Regions from separate parts of the Homo sapiens genome. Here region 2 is linked to region 1. A link is a contact called in ENCODE Hi-C data. All regions are on one chromosome and are shown on one strand. Each heading gives the region's core, a stretch centred on a gene start or an enhancer-like site at or near the end of the contact. The rest is flanking DNA. Distances are from core to core; before and after follow the strand shown.

Region 1 (3,210 bases), core at 687-3,186:
ACAAAACAAAACAAAACCCTGTTAAGATCTAGTGTGCTGAGCTCTTCAAAGTGGTAAAGTATAGGTTCCTTGGAAACAGAAGGGTCTCTGATTTAGGATTGGTGGGGAGGGAGGACTGTAAGCCTTCCTGGAGGAAGGGACATCTTCACCCAGAGTAGAATTGGATTAGACTTCAATGAGAGGGCAGGGCAAGGTTGAGGGAAGAGGCCCAGAACTGAAAAAGTATGACAGAATCCAGCAGTAGAAGTAAATTGAATTGGGTTGGAGGGTGCAAGTCATTCTAATTTCATGTGTAGCACTTGTCACTTTCAGATCATTTCTTGTTTACTGTCTGTTCTTCTACCCTCATACCCTCACAGAGAATAGGAGGCCTGGCCTGCTGATTCCTTAGTGGCTGGCATATATGTCTGTTAATCTTTCTTGAGAGCCAGCCTTGTGTCAGATCCTGTTCTAAGTGCTTCCCTCGCTCCCCACCCCCGCCATTCAACAAAATTCTACTTCTTCAGAGCTGGTTCAAATGCTTTCTTCTCTATGACCACCCCCCCCCCTGCCCCGCCCCGTCTCTTTTCCTCACTCCTACTCTCAGAATTAATTACTTCTTTCAGAGGTCCCTCAGCTATTGATCCTTCCTTGCAGCATCAATTTAATTATGCATAGTGTCAGTTTGCGGTTTCCTTGTCTCCTCCATTTCTCATTAAGTTTTAAATCATATGAAGACAGTGCATGTTTGTCTGTCTCTGTAAGCCCTACAACACTTTGGGCAGGCTTTTACACACAAAACGGGGCTCAAAAATATTTTGAATAAATGATTTAGGGAGAGGTCCACAAACGCCCTCCACTCCCACCCTAGTCCTCAGAGCAATACTTTAAAATAAAAATCTGACCATTTCAACCTTGTTAAAGGCCGATCTTCATTCTGAGAACAGAATTCTAACTCCTAAGCACGATGGTGACCTCAGGGCGCTGTGTGAACCTGCACCCGCACCCCTGTCCAACCACGTCCCTCCCCACACCTGGTCTAATAAAACGACTGCTTTAGGTGACCTGCACGATCGGCTGTACTGATTCATGCCACAGGCTTTTACCTCAATTACTCCCTCTGTCTGGAATGTCCTTTCTTTCCTTGCCTGGCCTGATTCGGGCATGGCCTTCTCAAGCAAGCTTTCCGTCTTTGAATCTAGGCCCTGATTAAGAACTTTTTAAAAAAGTACTAAGTTCAGAAAAGTTTAATATGGTGTTCCCCCATTTATGTGATTAAAAATGAAAACAATACTAAAGTGTAAAATGTAATCTTTAAAATGTCACACAACTTTACATGCATGCTAGATTTAGAATACCATCTGTATTTACGATTTTCTCTTATTGACTGTCTCCACGCGCACCCACTCTGCAGACGCCCTAAAGAGTGTCTATCGGATCACCCTCAAGTTGGGTCAAACGGCTCCTCTTCTCGGCTTTTCGGGAGCAACCCTATCTCAACATTCACCATCTTAAGATGAGCAGACTGCAAGTTTGCCTCTCCCACCAGTATGGGAGCTGCCGAAGCGGCAAGAACAGCGTTTCCGTCCATCGAGCGCCAGGTCACCAGTCAGCTCCAGTCCTATTTTGAGTTGAAGTAAAAGCTCCTCCCTAGATGGCCAGTGCACGTCTTTAAAAAGCGACTCCTTTCCCACAAAGGAAATACGACTGGTTCGCATCTATCAAGGGTTGGCGTTGGGATAAGAGGGTGAAGTATCAGCTGGCCCTGATTCTCTGAATTCCCGGACCCAATAACGCGACCAAGCACCGTGACTCCCAGGAAAACTAGCGGAGTGAGCGCGGCTGAGGAAATTACTGACACCGGAAGTCACGTGAGCGGCTGCCCCTAAGGTCGCTATCTCGACAGTCGACTATTCAGCCTTGCAGGCGCCTCTGGCGGGCTTCACTGAGATCCGCTCTTTCGGTGCTCGACTCGCCCGTGCTGCTGCCGCCGCCGAAGGAGGGGCAAAGCTCAAGATGGCGGACAAAACGCCAGGCGGATCTCAGAAGGCCAGTTCAAAGGTAATTTCTGACAAAATTTCGTAAGTCAGCGGATCTACCACTGTCGTTTGGGGCCCACAGACGCTTCTGGCCTGTGAGAGGCGATTGGGATTGGGGTCTGCATTCTAGTCGCGACGGTAGGCCCGGGCGCCGCCGCACCGTTGTGCGCAGGTTGAGAGGCCTGGTATCTCCCCATAGTCCCAGCCGGGATTCAGCTCGAGACTGGCGTGCCCAGTGGGTGGAGGCGTGAGTGCTTCGGCCCGCGCTTGGCATTGGAGTGAAATCAGGAATTCAGATTGAGGTCTGAAGCAGTGAAAACGCTCTCCTGTATCTCAGCTTCCTGCGCCCTGAGGCCGCCAGACAGCGCCTGGGAGAGAGGCGGGAATCGCTTCCCGGTGCTTAAATGTCTGCTGCTTTTTTCTCGGTTTTGGATCTCACTCACTTCCGGCCTCCCTCAGTTTCCCTCCAAGGAATGAATAACCTCTAGGGTCGCCAGCTGTGAGGGGAGGACCACTAGGGCAAAGACACGGAGTGGGAAATGCAGAGGCGGGAGCAGCTCTCCTTTGCAGTGCTGCATAGCCAAGGTTAATGTACAGTCTACACGTGGTCTTTACCTTAACGGGAAGTAAAAAGCACTTTTGAGGGTAGAGGACTCGTGGTCTCTTTCTTTATGTTGAAGAAACAGTGAAAAGAGAAGCTCCGTAGACTTGTAAGCTACATACGATTAGTAAATTGCATTTGTGTTTACAGGGAACCCTGGGCACGTATTGTGAAACCAGTGAGCTGTGGTAGTAGTTAAGCATTAGTACGGTTGGGTTCTTAGTTGCCATCTTGGGCGGGACATTTAATCGTTTTTTGGTTTGGGTTTCTGGTCTCGAATATATTAAAAGTAATTGGTACTGCCACGAGGTAGTTAAACTTTCCGATGCTGATGCAAGAAGCTGTGTAACACTTTCAGGTGCTAGGGACTGTTAAATCTTAAAGAGTGTGTGACTGTAAATCGGCTATTAGAAAGTTAAATTTACGGTAGGAGAGAAGCTTGCGTTTACAGTTCTGAGAAACATCATAACTCGTTTTCTACTTGCTTTCTCTAATCCGACTGTTTATGCCATTTGGTGAACGATGTACACCAAAATAATTAATTCATAATTAGTAATGGTCTTAACAGACATCGTTTAGTTACATAGAAAC
Region 2 (3,093 bases), core at 185-2,684, 780 kb before region 1:
TCTTGGCACTTAGGGAGGCCGAGGCGGGTGAATTATTTGAGCCCAGGAATTTCCAGACCAGCCTGGGCAACATGGCAAAATCCCATCTCTATTAAAAAATACAAACAAATTTAGCCAGGCATGGTGGCCCCTTGCCTGTAGTCCCAGCTACTTGGGGGGCTGAGGTGGAAGGATCACTTGAGCCCAGGAGGTCAAAGCTGCAGTGAGCCGAGATCACAGCACTGCACTCCAGCCTGGGTGACAAAGTGAGACCCTGTCTCAAAAGAAAAAAAGGAACAACAATAAGAACACCATAACAAATAAATATTATTTTTGGTGCATTGACAATTGTGTATAAATCAACACTTCATTAATATGAGAACAGAAGGATATCAATTTGTTGGTTGCTGACCAATATTATCAACAATTCAAGGCTTTACTAACAACCAACCAATGATTTGGCAGGTCTCTCAAACGAGGGGAAATAAAGAATTTTATGAATTCTCAAAGATGGAAAATAGAAAACTGATGACCACACAGCCTTCAAAACTTGCCCAATACCTCTAATATCCACGGCAATCAGTTGCTCACGTAAGGAACCAGCATTTTGTGGAGTAGTAGTTAATAAAGATGACAAGTGAAGAATAGAGAATAAACTTAAATTCTACAAAGATATGAAAAGTTATTGAGGCACAAGTCCAAAGGCTATAATAAAGAAAAAAGAAAAAAAGTTTTGAAAAATTAAAATGTAAATAAAGATGTGGTGGGAGATCTATCAGGGAAGTGCAGGAAGAACCAAGCAACTCACAAACCACCCTCTGGCTGGATGTGCACAGCCTGCCCAGTCCCGTCCGGCGAGTCACCTCAGTCCCATCCAGGTAAGGCCGGACAGGTGGCTCCCCAGGTGGCAAGAGGCAAGCGAGCGGCCCAGGTCATACACCGGGCCCCTGGCACCCTCAGCCTGGACAGGAAGGGCGCGCGGGATTCAGCCCAGACGAGGGAGGGAACGCGAAGACTCAGCCGGTCTGGGCGCGCCGTTCTGGCCCCAGGGCCCGCGGGTGCTGCAGGTGGCCGCGTCCAGGGCGGTAGGTGGGGCCTGCCCGCTCGCCTCCCGAGGCCGGACCCCGGGACTCAGCGAAACCCAGTCAGACCCGCGCCCCACGCCCGCCCCCAAGTCACCTTCTGCACGCTGGAGCCGCAGACCCGCGCCGCCCGGTCATAGACGTGGCAGCGGATCACAGAACTGCCCACATCCAGCCCCAGCACGAAGCCGGGGTACCGCGGCTCCTGCGCTCTCTGCTCCGGGTCCGTGAGCAGCCCCGACATCCCGATCCCGCACGCCTCTCCGCTACAGCCGCCTACCCAGAGGGCGCGCTACAAATCCCAATGCTCCAGAGTCCCCGGGCGGCCCAACCCGGGCCCCAACCCGGCTCAGCCGGAGAGCCTAGAGAGGCCTGGCCCCTGCCGCCGGCTCCACCCCGACGCCGTGACGCCACGGGCGCGCGCCGGCGGCCGCGCGGGAGGGGTGGAGGTGAGCGGGTTTGCGCCGTGATCTGCAGCCCCAGATCGCCAGCCATGCTCAGCCTCCAGTCGCCGGCCGCGGTTGGATTGACTTGGCCCTTAACTCTTGTTTTTTTTCTTTTTGAGACGGAGTCTCACTCTGTCGCCCCGGCTGGAGTGCGGTGGCGCGATCTCGGCTCACTGCAACCTCCGCCTCCCGGGTTCAAGCGATTCTCTTGCCTCAGCCTCCCGAGTAGCTGGGATTACAGGCGCGCTCCACCACGCCCGGCTATTTTTGTATTTTTAGTAGAGAAGGGGTTTCACCATGTTGATCAGGCTGGTCTCGATCTCCTGATCTCGTGATCCGCTCGCCTCGGCTTCCCAAATTGCTGCGATTGCAGGCGTGAGCCACCGAGCCCGGCGGCCCTTAACTCTTAATTTTTTCTTTTGCTTCTCCAGCTTCCTGAGAGGCAGCGCCAGCGTTTCTCTTAACCCTAGCTACATTTGAAGAATCTCTGTTAAAGAAAAATAGCTACCCCATATGCTAATCGTAAGGAGAGAAGTATAGGCTAGTTTATATAAAAATCTCAAAAAGTTTGGAGGTGCCATAAGGCACATTTATTCATTTCTCAACTATGATTATGACTTGAGGGTTGGAGAAATTTTTATCTGAGTAACTTTGGCAGACTAACCTGTGTCTGCGTTCGTGCAGAATTTTTCAAGCTTAAAACATTTGTAGAGGTCACTACCATATATAGTTTCCATTTTTTTGCTAACATTTTGGGTGCGACTTTATTTCAGTATTATTAAATGCACAGCCATTGAATATGCTAGAGTTAAATGAAATAAAGTGCTGTTTTTCAAAAATGAAATAAAACAAGTGACATAAAAAATTCAAAATTTGGCCAAAAGTATTAATATTTATTAACAAACTGAGAGCTCCCCACGACTTCTCTTCCCAGAAAACCTGGTAAAGTTTGCACACAATACAAAGCGGTAAATATTTGCCAAATGAAATACAACGCAAGGAAGAAGACTTTTCTCAGCCCTCTAGTGGGAAAGAAAGGAGAAAGCTTAAGGTGGCTGCTTTGACCATCACACTCCACTCCAGCGGTTGCTTTTTTTTGGAATCTGAAAGCCTCACAGAGACCCTTTACCTTTTGTTGCTGCCCAAGGGGATGGGCTCATCCAGACACTTGGCCAAAAGGAACAAGGTGTCCTGTGGAAATTTCGAGATTCTTGCGGCTTAGGTTCCTGGGCCTGGAGCTTTCCCGGGGAGGGTCCTGATCTGCAAGTAGTGGGGAGGTGGTTCCACCTGCGCCACCCACCTCTCCACTGCCACCAGCAATCTGTGAAGCCGGGGCCTGAAAATATTCCTTATCTTCTTTTTGTAAAATTAGCAAACATATGAATATATGTTTTGTGTGAAAACGTTTAACAGTGCCAACTGGTATGTCAATTAAAAGGTAAAAGATAATCATTTTGGCTGGGCGCGGGGGCTCACGACTGTAATCCCAGCACTTTCGGAGGCCGAGGCGGGCGGATCACTTGAGGTCAGGAGTTTGAGAGCAGCCTGGGCAACATGGTGAAACCCCGTCTCTACAAAAATACAAA

What was found. A loop is a pair of places that touch in the nucleus more often than their neighbours do. Pooled maps may share reads with other maps.
Region 2: a map of naive thymus-derived CD4-positive, alpha-beta T cell shows a loop between it and region 1 (27-fold over the local background). The contact joins the promoter of GK5 here to the promoter of U2SURP in region 1. A Hi-C loop is called at or near these places in 1 of 168 maps with a recorded cell type or tissue (naive thymus-derived CD4-positive, alpha-beta T cell), 3 of 37 single-sample maps with no recorded cell type and 14 of 50 pooled maps.

The regions. Positions count from the first base shown.
Region 1 is chr3:142,999,634-143,002,843 of GRCh38, forward strand. U2SURP (U2 snRNP associated SURP domain containing) reads left to right here and starts at 1,937. Exons shown (of 28, transcript NM_001080415.2): 1 at 1,937-2,040. The coding sequence starts at 1,996. It overlaps PAQR9-AS1 (PAQR9 antisense RNA 1), which reads left to right. Exons shown (of 5, transcript NR_125393.1): 5 at 1,394-1,457. LOC100289361 (a long non-coding RNA gene) reads right to left here and starts at 1,834. Exons shown (of 1, transcript NR_034032.1): 1 at 1,212-1,834. RefSeq lists enhancers at 1-375, 1,375-2,374, 1,649-2,298.
Region 2 is chr3:142,224,151-142,227,243 of GRCh38, forward strand. It overlaps GK5 (glycerol kinase 5), which reads right to left and starts at 1,435. Exons shown (of 16, transcript NM_001039547.3): 1 at 1,159-1,435. The coding sequence starts at 1,305. RefSeq lists silencers at 969-1,188, 1,379-1,618.